Regions from separate parts of the Mus musculus genome. Here region 1 is linked to region 2. Evidence: chromatin contacts called from ENCODE Hi-C or POLR2A ChIA-PET data. All regions are on one chromosome and are shown on one strand. Each heading gives the region's core, a stretch centred on a gene start or an enhancer-like site at or near the end of the contact. The rest is flanking DNA. Distances are from core to core; before and after follow the strand shown.

The links. Hi-C counts contacts between places; a loop is a spot of excess contacts on that map. ChIA-PET counts read pairs that join two places held with the same protein, here RNA polymerase II (POLR2A).
Region 1: a loop to region 2 is called in a map of left cerebral cortex, with 4 times the contacts of the local background. The contact joins the enhancer-like site here to the promoter of Pced1b in region 2. A Hi-C loop is called at or near these places in 1 of 37 maps with a recorded cell type or tissue (left cerebral cortex). POLR2A ChIA-PET finds 5 or more read pairs at or near these places in 1 of 5 experiments (embryonic stem cell).

Annotation. Positions count from the first base shown.
Region 1 is chr15:97,289,747-97,294,785 of GRCm38, forward strand. The region is part of intron 3 of Pced1b (PC-esterase domain containing 1B); the gene reads left to right. Among named protein-coding and RNA genes, the nearest start is that of Amigo2, 45 kb to the left of the region's middle. Within about 2 kb of position 1,719, at least 1 of the 3 ENCODE cell types and tissues checked has a DNase peak (open chromatin) inside an H3K27ac peak, as active enhancers do; it is left cerebral cortex, where a contact is called at or near this core.
Region 2 is chr15:97,243,967-97,248,959 of GRCm38, forward strand. It overlaps Pced1b (PC-esterase domain containing 1B), which reads left to right and starts at 3,141. Exons shown (of 6, transcript NM_172293.4): 1 at 3,141-3,198. It overlaps Amigo2 (adhesion molecule with Ig like domain 2), which reads right to left and starts at 3,321. Exons shown (of 2, transcript NM_001164602.1): 1 at 3,007-3,321; 2 at 108-2,631. The coding sequence starts at 2,573. The coding sequence ends at 1,014.

The DNA of each region.
Region 1 (5,039 bases), core at 469-2,968, 44 kb after region 2:
ATTGAGAAAATGCCTTACAGCTGGGTCTCATGGAGGCGTTTCCTCCAGGGAAAATATTCCTTTGTCTGTGATATCTCCAGCTTGCGGCAAGTTGACGCACAAAACCAGCCAGTACACTATGCTAAAGCATTATGACCACAGGCAGCTTGAGGAAGAAAGGTTTAGTTTGGCAGATGCCCCTGGATCACAGTCCATTGAGAGAAGCCAAGGCAGGAACTCAAGGCAGGAACCTGGAGGCAGGAATGACAGCAGAGACCACGAAGGAGCGCTGCTTGCTGGCTTGCTCACCATGGCGTCTCCAATTTGTTTCTAATACACCCCAGTAACACCTGCCCAGGGGGAGCGCCTCAAGCAGTTGTCTGGACCCTCCTGGCAGCAATCATTAATCAAGAAAATGCCCCATAGACATACCTACAAACCGGCCTTATGGAGGCGTTTTCTCAATGTAAGAGTCCCTCATCACAGATACGTTTAGGTCTGTGTCAAGTTGACAGACACCATTAGCACAACCTTCTACTATTATGATCCTGTAATAGAAATGTGTGAAGTCAGATTAATGATGTAATAATGTAATAGAAACGAATGAAGTCATAGTAATTGTCACTGTTACACTAGCTTTTTATTCTTGTGTCCTTTAAAAGGCTCCTCCCTCCTCTGTTGGGCTCTAGGAAGCACTGGTGTTATTTAGGTATTTTCCTTTCAGCTGGTAGACCAAGGTGTCCTTCAACAGCAAAGCGTCTCAACCTGTCGTGCACAGGGAGAGTTTCTGTGTGGGAGAGGCCGACGGCCAGGCCCTCACAGGGGTGGCTGCCCTGCTGCGTGTAGAAGCCCATGTAAGGATGGGTCAGCTAAATGCCTGCACTCTGTCTGGTATCTGAAGCTGGGTTCTGGAGTTTTCTTTAAGAACACACAGTGTCTGCCCAGCTGTTTGGAAATGTCTCCTTCATCCCCTGAAGGAGTGGCAGGTGCTGGGTTAGGACTCATGGATGTGTCCAGGCACACCGGGGAATCCTTGTGACAGGGAAGGAGTCTCCCAGTCCAGGATGTAGACATGTGGTTGACAGACACCTGTGGGAAGTCGCAGGGTGGAAAGAACTCCGGATTTAGAAATCACAGGTGAGTCCCAGTGTCCAGCCTTTCGTACACAAACACACTAGGCCTGGTGCTGTGATAGCCGCTCACAGACAGGGGCTAGCTCAACACTCAGGCATGGTGAGATGTTTTTCCTCCTTGTATGGAAATGAGGGGAGGACTTTTCTACGTCTCTTTGCTCAACATTCATACTTTTGATGACTCTCTTCCATAGAGCTGAGCCAGGCTACGTTGCAGCTCACTCATTCCACATTCTATCCCATCCACATCCCAAAGGAGAGACGGGAAGCCCACGTTTACCAGACTTGAACTGCCTTTAAGTTTATATGGCATGTGCATAGAGAAATATTACTCTCAGTATGTAGTCTCGAAGACTGTGGCTTTGTGAATCACAGACTCCATCCTGAGGTGCACGGAGGGGGCAAGCCTTCCCTATGTTTTCCTAATTCCCTGTCCCTTCTGAAACCCCTATTACAGAGGCAGAAAGAAACACTGAGGTTTGAGTCTTTGGAGATGTGTTAAAGGTTTTCTGGAGCTAGGGAGAGATGTAGAGCTCTTATGAGAGGCACGCTTGTGTAGACCGGCTGTCAGAATTCAGATCCTGTGTACACGTTGTACACACCGCAGCTGAAACTCACCTTCTACCATCGAGCTGGGCAGAAGGAGCTGCGTGCTGACGGATCCCATTGGATGAGAGAGGCGAGGTGTGGAAAGACTGTAACTTCAGGAGTTTAGATTCAAGCCCAGGCCTTTCTGCCTTTAAGTCTATCTCGTTTGGCCTCTGAGGAAAGGCATTTCAGCTCATTAAAATCTGGCTTTCCATCCTGAAAGTACTGCTTTCTCACGCTCTGGTCTGTCACCTTAGCACTCTGGGAAGTATCCAGAGAACGCTCCCCTGGGACCTGGGCCTGGAACTGCCCTGTAACCTTTGTAACACACCAGTTCCAGCGCACAAGTCTGCCGCCCTGACTTATTCTCGGCCCCAACCCCTCCTCCCCGCCGCTCTTGCTGTTCCTCGCCCTGTGTGCAGCGCTTTCTTTCTTTGGAATAAGCATGTGTTCCTATCCCGGAAGCCTAGGGCTGCTGGCACCACACCCTCCAGCTGCAGAAGGGATGGAGATCTCAGCCACCTACACTGCCACCGACACACAGAGCTCGGGTGAGCCTCACAGAGGGAGCATCTGGCTTCCATCAAGCTAGCTGTCTTACAGCACGTTTGCAGGAAAGTCTGCTTCCATGGTTGCTGCTGAGTAAGACTTCATAAGGTCTATAGAGGTGGGGAGAAGGGAAGCTGTCTTAGTCAGGGTTTTACTGCTGTGAACAGACACCATGACCAAGGCAACTCCTATAAGGACAACATTTAATTGGGGCTGGTCTACAGGTTCAGAGGTTCAGTCCATTATCATCAAGGCGGGAACATGGCAGCATCCAGTCAAGCATGGTGCAGGAGGTGCTGAGAGCTCTACATCTTCATCTGAAGGCTGCTAGCAGAACACTGGCTTCCAGGCAGGTAGGATGAGGGTCCACACCCACAGTGACACACCTACTCTAACAAGGCCACTCCAACAGTAAAGCCCTTGCCCACAGTGACACATGCCTGCTGCAACAGGGCCACACCTTCTAATAGCGCCACTCCCTGGGCCAAGCATATACAAACTATCACATTAGCAGTTGAACTGTGTGCGTGTCAGTTGAGCTTCTTCAAAAATATCAATGAGAAAATCCAGCAATATAATTAAATTCCAGACTAGTTCACTACGGTCTGATTAAACATGGTGTTGTCTAAATGCATCGGAAGGTTGTCATCAGAGCATGACACATCGATTATGAAAAAAAAAATGTTTTACAACGGGTAAATAAATGGCCCTGGGGTCCCGCTTAAACCGAGAGCTGCCAGCTTCTCTGCACTCTCCGTTACAATAATGTCACAGGAATGGAACAGTTGGCAGCGTCCTTTCTTCCTATGGTTCCTGCTGGGTGGATGCTTTCCTGCCTTCCTGCCGCTCCCAATGTTTCCAGTCTTTCAGAGCCTCCCACTTTTTATGTTTTCAAAGACAAGTTTAGAATGTTTGGGCATAAAGCTGCAGCCTTGCTCATGGGGACATTAGGCTACAGCCGTGCTCATGGGTACAACTAGATAGCTACAGTCATGCTCATGGGGACATTAAGTTACAGCCATGCTCATGGGACAACTAGAAACTGATTTTAAAGAGGAAGTTGTGAATACTCAATTTCCCCAGTCTTCCTCTCCTTCTAGAAACATTTTAAATTAGAGTATAATCAGTCCCTTTGCATCTAAAGTTCTGGCATTGATTGGCTCTTCTTCTTCCACCACAGGGGCCAAGTTCCTCAGTCACTTATCAGCCGTGTGTTTTCCACATGATGTGGCAACACAGTGATTGCTGGAATCATCCTGTAGATCTCTCTCTTAGATCTTCACATAGTCTTTTTATATGAAGGTCCTCTTCTGTGCATGTAGAAAGCACCCGTGTGCAACAGTGTCAGCCTGTGGCCGAGGCTCGGGTGCTGTGAAGTTGTGTGGACTGTCTTTTGTCCTCTGAGAGCAGTAGATCTTTTTATTTCACATCAACCTTTGTTCCTTGGAATCAGTTTACTGAAAGTCTATGCTCAGAAGCATATTTTTAACAAAAAATAAAATATGAATGGGCAGTGGCAGCACACACTTTTAATCCCAGCACTCAGGAGGCAGAGGCAGGCAGATCTCTGAGTTCCAGGACAGCCTGGTCTACAGAGTGAGTTCCAGGACAGCCAAGGCCACAGGGAGAAACCTTGTCTTGAAAAACAAAGCAAAACAATACATAATAATAAATACATAGTAAATAAACAAATGAGTAAATAAATAAGTAATATTCGAAGAGTGTCCAAAAAGAAAATATTCCAGAATCAATCATTTTGATCTTTTTGAAACAGGGTCTCTCATGTAGCCCAGGCTGGCCCCAAACTCACTATCCAAGCAAGAATGGCCTAAAACCTTTGATCTTCCTGCCCCTTCCAAGGGCTGGTCTTATATGTTTGGCCATCTTTCCTAGTCTCTGGGCCTTAGATCGGGGGCCTTGTGTGTGCTAGATAGATTCTCCACAACTGAGGGACATCTCCAAGTGTTAGGATTTCTGCCAGGACATTTCTATAGTATTTTGTTTCAAAATGTCATTTATTTTCTCAAGTTTCTCTTTAAAATGACCTTCATTGCTAAGTTGTTCAGTTGTTCCCACAGAGTGCCAAGTTTCCAGAACACAATTACAGCATCTTGTGATATAAATGTTTACAGACACACCCGCAGCGTGGTGAGTCTTGACTCCAGAAGAGGTTCCGATACCCTCTGTCTGCAGCAATAATCGTTTGTCCCGTCAGGATGTGCAAAGCCTCTCAAAGCACCTGAGTCTCCCTCATCCCCAGATGTCAGCCTCCTACCGCAAAGGCTTCGTGGGTCACAGTTCCACAGAAGGGGACATCTTTATAATCTAAAGGGTGAAAGGCTAGTTTTGATTTGTGATTTTTTTTTATAAAAAGAATAGATTGGTTTTTATTAAGTATTTTTCCAGTCCCTACATTTGTAAGTTCTATGTTTAACATAGGAGGCTGCGCGGTTCTTTGTAATAGTTTGATACTGGGATAGTGTAAGGTTTTGATGGGTAACTAGATCATTTGAGTCAAACTGTCTAAGCATCTAAATACTAATATGCACATTTACTGACAAGATCAGAGATCTTGGACTGTATCAACCATGAATATTTTTTTAAAGCTGTTTGTTTCTTTGTTTGTTTGTTTTGGGGGGCAGTATCTTACTCTGCAGCCCAGGCGAGCCTCAAACTTACACCTTTCCGCCCTCAGGCTCTCAAATGCTGGAATTACAAGTGTGACACACATGAACAGGCTATACATGGCTTATTCTAATAGGATAGTGTGTGTGTGTGTGTGTGTGTTGT
Region 2 (4,993 bases), core at 1,891-4,390:
GCTAAAAGCTAAAGTTCCTATCGTCAGGACAAGAATTCTGGAGGAGAGGCGTTTGCTGTAATGTGGATACCGTGTGATGGAGGTTTATAGACACAGCACACGCTTGTCACGTTCAACATTTCAGGTTGCATCGGTAAATAGGCAACTCAAGCATAAAGTCACAGAGCACGTGTATGTATTTGCATGGATTTAAATGCCTGAAACACAGCACATTAGGGTCTACTCAGCCATTCACATAACTTAAGGTTCTACAGATACACAAGCAGACGGACAGCCGTGAGTCTGCTACGATGAAGGTTTAGGGAGTTACTCAGACATTTCGGTACTGACACATATTCTTTGCAACAAATAATGACATCTTTAATGTTTCAGCGAGATCTTTTGTACCAGGGTATTCAGGACAGCGAGGACGGAGAAGACAGCTAAACAGCTAAATGTCCCTTTGCACTACATGGGATGTGGCAGAACCCTGTGGATGTTATAAGTTTGTCATTCTGGTCTGAAATGATGATTTTGGCTGAAAAACCTCTATGCTAACTTTATGCTTTATAAATAGCCAATTCTTCCTTCTATATCTTTTAAAAGGGAAAGAAGCCACTAATGTTTTTCTTTAAAAGAAAAAAAAAAGCTCAGCTCAACTTTGGTTCTAGTAAGTCAAAAAGAGTCTATTTTTAAAGAATGCTAACACATAGCTCCATTTTTCCTTCAAGATAACCAAATAAAGAGATAATGGCTGGTCCTACTGCCTTCAAGGCAGCTTTGAAATCCTCGGCGATGCTGAAGGCTAAGATGCTGTTACTCAAAACTCTCAAACTCAACCGTCTCCTGACCCAGTCCAAGAAGCAACCAGTGTGCTCTGCCTCACTTCCTAGCAACCATCTTAAAAAGACACCATTTGGTTTCATCTCAAAAGACAAAATAGGGTTTTCACCCCGTCCTGCTATTAATTCTTCGGACCAAAGTTAAAGCAGGGAGACTTTAAATCACGACACCAGACGAACACAGGCACCCAGCTAAGTGGATGCCACAAAGGGTGTGTCTGAGAACACGGAATTGACTGAGTCTGAGTCAGACTTTGCCCTGGTGGACTTTAAGATGCCCTCGGCTATAACGGTCTCACTGGGGAAAAGCTTGACTTTGCCATTCTGTCCGGCCGCCGTGTCCTTCAGGGGCTCCAGAAACACGACTCTTTTACCTGCCTTCCGATCGTCAGCAGAGGCATCGCCAGTGGGGCCAGGACTGAGAATGGACGAGTGGGCACTGCTTTGGCTCAGCGTGTTTTTCTGTCTCTTGGCTTTGCATTTGCATGGGCACGGCGTCAGGTACAGATACAGTAGCACTAGAACTATACTGGCCACGCAGGCAGCCAGGGTGGTAAAGGCCGTGTTAAACGCCTCGTGGGCGTGGGATCTGTTTATGGTGAAATTGCTCACGTTGATCATGATATCCACCGTCTCGTTTAACAGCCGCTGCCTGTTCATTGCGATACAAGAATATACCCCGGCGTCCTCAAAGCCAGGGTTCTCTATGACCAGACTTCCGTTGTAAAACACACGAAAGTTCCCCATGTCTTTATCTGGCTCCAGCAGCCTGTTATCGGGACCGACCCAGATGAAATCAGTATTTCCATTGCCAGTCTTGCTGTCACAGTGGACGATCGCCCTCTCCCCAACCTGAGCCTCGTGGATAAAGCCAAGTGCGTGGAAGGAGCCGTTGATAACGCTGTAAGAACAGTTCAGAAAGCTCTCCTGGAGCAGCTGCAGCTGGTGGGAGTGCCTGGAGTCAGACCACAGGCGACAGGTATAGTCATTCTTAAAATCCATCACGGAGCTAAAGTGCCTACGGTACCAAAAGATCAGCAACGAGTACAGAGAACAGTCACATACAAATGGGTTCCCGTGAAGGTAGATGCCTCTCAGCTGTCTCCCCGGCACTAAGTTTATATGGTGCATCGGTATGGAAGGGATTCGATTATAGGAAACATCTAAAAATGTCAGATCAGCCAGCTTGAACCTCCCAGTATACAAATCCATAGGGAACTGTGTGAGAAAGTTCCCACTCAGATAGAGTTTCTGCAAGTGGGAAAGCCCCCCGAACGCTGCGGGGTCCAGATAGGAAATGTGGTTGTTGTACAGCAGCAGTACTTCCAGAGCCTTCAGCTCTTGGAATGTGGCACTCTTTACCGACTTCAGCCTATTGGATGATAAGTCCAGACACTTTAAATTTGGGGTTGTGGAGAAACTGCCCGTGGAGATGCTGGTGATGTTGTTGTGGCGAAGAATTAAGGTGCTCAGCTTGACAAACGACACCGGGATCCAGTCGGCATCCAACAGTCCGATTCTGTTATAGCTCAGATCCAGTCTTTTAATCAGTCTGAAAAGGTTCCCGGGCACCTTAGATAGGTTTTTGTTGGTGCAGCTGACAATGTCGGTGGCACAGATGCAAGCAGTGGGGCACATTCCTGAGGCGCTGGGGCTCACCATCACTGCGATCACCAACAGACACAGCAGCTCTCTGCAACCCGGTTTGACAGCTCTAGGCAGGGTGGGCAGTGTGTGGAACCTTAACGACATTATGGTCGCCTCTGAGTCTCTTGCCAGTCGCTTCTCATCAGCTCAGTCTCCCACCAATCTGGTAACAACATTTAAAACGGGAGAAAAGTACAAGTTAACTGCCACTAGTTAACCCGTTAGAGTTATTCCGTAATTGCTTTCATTCCAATTAACTTTTGAAATGGGTTCCATCTCCAACAGGGGTGGCTTTTTAATAAAGAACCTGTTATATGCATTTTTCCTAGATTACTCCAACTCAGTGAGATTTCCAGGTACCTTCTCTCAATGCGACAGTCTCAGCATGAGAAACTCAGGCTTTTTTGTGTGTTTTTGTTTCTAAAGGATGCATTCTGCCTTAACTCCCTCCACCGACACACACAAAAACACACAATCGCATCCCATAAACAATTGAACGGAAATACTTAGCCAGCCGTCGGTCTAGCCGACCACTCACAGCGCTGGGAAGCCGCAGCGGCTCGGAGAGGCCGCCGACGGCGGTGCGCTCGGAAGGTCCGCGCGTCCGCCTGCCGGTTTGCGCCCCGCGCGCTCGCACCTTCCCTCCAGCTCCCGGTGGGCGGCAGCCTCTCAACTTTGGCGAGTTTCGAGGCAGCGGCGCGGGCTCCCCGGCTCTCTCGCTCGGCTGCAGGTACCGCCGGAGCTCGGCCGCGCCGGGAGCGGGGTGGGCGGCGGGGGAAGCCGGCCCGCCGGTGGCGCTCGCAGGCTGCAGGGCCCGGGCTCCCGCGCCCGCCGCCCGCCTTTTATCCCGTGCGCCCGGGGTCGGGAGCGGGCGGGAGGCGGGTCCCCGCGTCCTCGCTCCTCGGGCGCCGCGGCGGGCGGAGCAGGGGAGGGGGGGCGCAGCCAATCGCAGAGGCGGCCCCGTGCGGGCTCCGCGCCGCCTCTCGGCCGGGTGGGACCGCAGCGAGGCCTGCGACTCTGCACCCCCAGGCCCCGCGCCCCTCGCCCCGCGCCCGCGGGGGAGCCGCCCAGCCCGGTAGGGAGCCGCCCAGGGTGCCGGGGTGCCGCGCGCCGGAGCCCGCGGGCGGTGGCCCGCAGGTGGCACCCCACCCCGATCTCGGAGCCTGGCTTTAGGGGCTGGGGCGAGGGGCCTGGCGGGCGCTGTGCACCGGGTGCTTGCTGGGGTCCCCGCCCGGGTTTGGAGGAGGAGGAGGAGGACAGGAGCGAGGGCCGCGGCGCGTTCCCTCGGGCACCACCGGGGCTTTGCGGGGGGAGGGGGTGCGGAGGCGCCGCGGGGACGCCCCCCGGTTCCCTGGGAAAGTTCGAGCCCTTTTCCTAACTCGGAGACGGCGGCCCGAGGCACCGGGCCCAGCTCTAGAAGCAAAGGGGCAGGAAAGAAGGCTTCCGGTTGGAATGCACAGATAAGGGCATTAGCCTTTAAAAAAAATAAACAAAAAAAACAAAAACAAAAAAAATCCAGAGTCGCGCTGGCGGCTTCAGGACTAGGATTAATTCGGTAGGGGTGGCTACGCAGAAGGACTTGTCCCCTAGAGGCCCTACAGCCACCAGGGCTCCAGTAGACTGAGCTAGCATTCTCGGAAGGCACAAGCTGAACAAGGCCATGTGAAAATGAGGGAGAGAGCTTGAAGCTGGTGGGCTTTTCGATTACAAATCCATTCTTGTTTAAAGGCTTAAACGATGGGATTTGACTGAGCCAAGTGATCCATTTGGCCGTTGTGTACGGATTAAAAGAAATAAATTACTGTCCCTAAAAAACCATGCTAGCCACAGTAGAAGGGCTTAGGGAGCCAATGAAAGGTAGACAAAATTGGGGAGACAGTGAGGGCAGAGCACATGAATACAACTTTAAAAACCAAAATGATCCCCCCCCCCCCCCACGGCATCCTTAAATTTATCGGAAAACTTCCTGAGTGAGTTTTTGGCATGGATCTGATGGACCTGTGTGTTGCGTTAATGTGGACTGGTTCCGGGAGAGCTCAGCGATTCAGGGTTTTCAAGGGAGGGCAACTTGGTTCCTGTTAGTTTCACTTTCACTAAAGATTGACTTTTAAAACCACAAGCATCCAGCCTAGTGTGCTCCAGGGGTGCATTCTTCATTTCCCCAGAGAAATAGGTTTAAGATTCCTATCAGACCACACGCACACCCCCAACCCCCGGGCTTCCCCCAAGAAAACCTCGGGTTTAAGGCTCAAAGTCACAAAGCTGAGCGGTCACCTGGAAATGGAGTCAGGTAATCAAAGGAATGTTATTTAAATGACCAGTAAGTGACTGGGTTTTGCAGTCCTAAATGGAAGGAAATTGGGAAGCTGGTTAACCCGTGCTTATCACAAAATGATCTAAAATGGGTGGTTTTTTTTTTTTTTAAGAAGTGGAGAGTGGAAGTTATGCTATACCTGCAGGCAACTCTCAGAAGTATCTTGCCATCACCCCACAGCATAAACCAGCTGTACACAAACTCGCAGGGG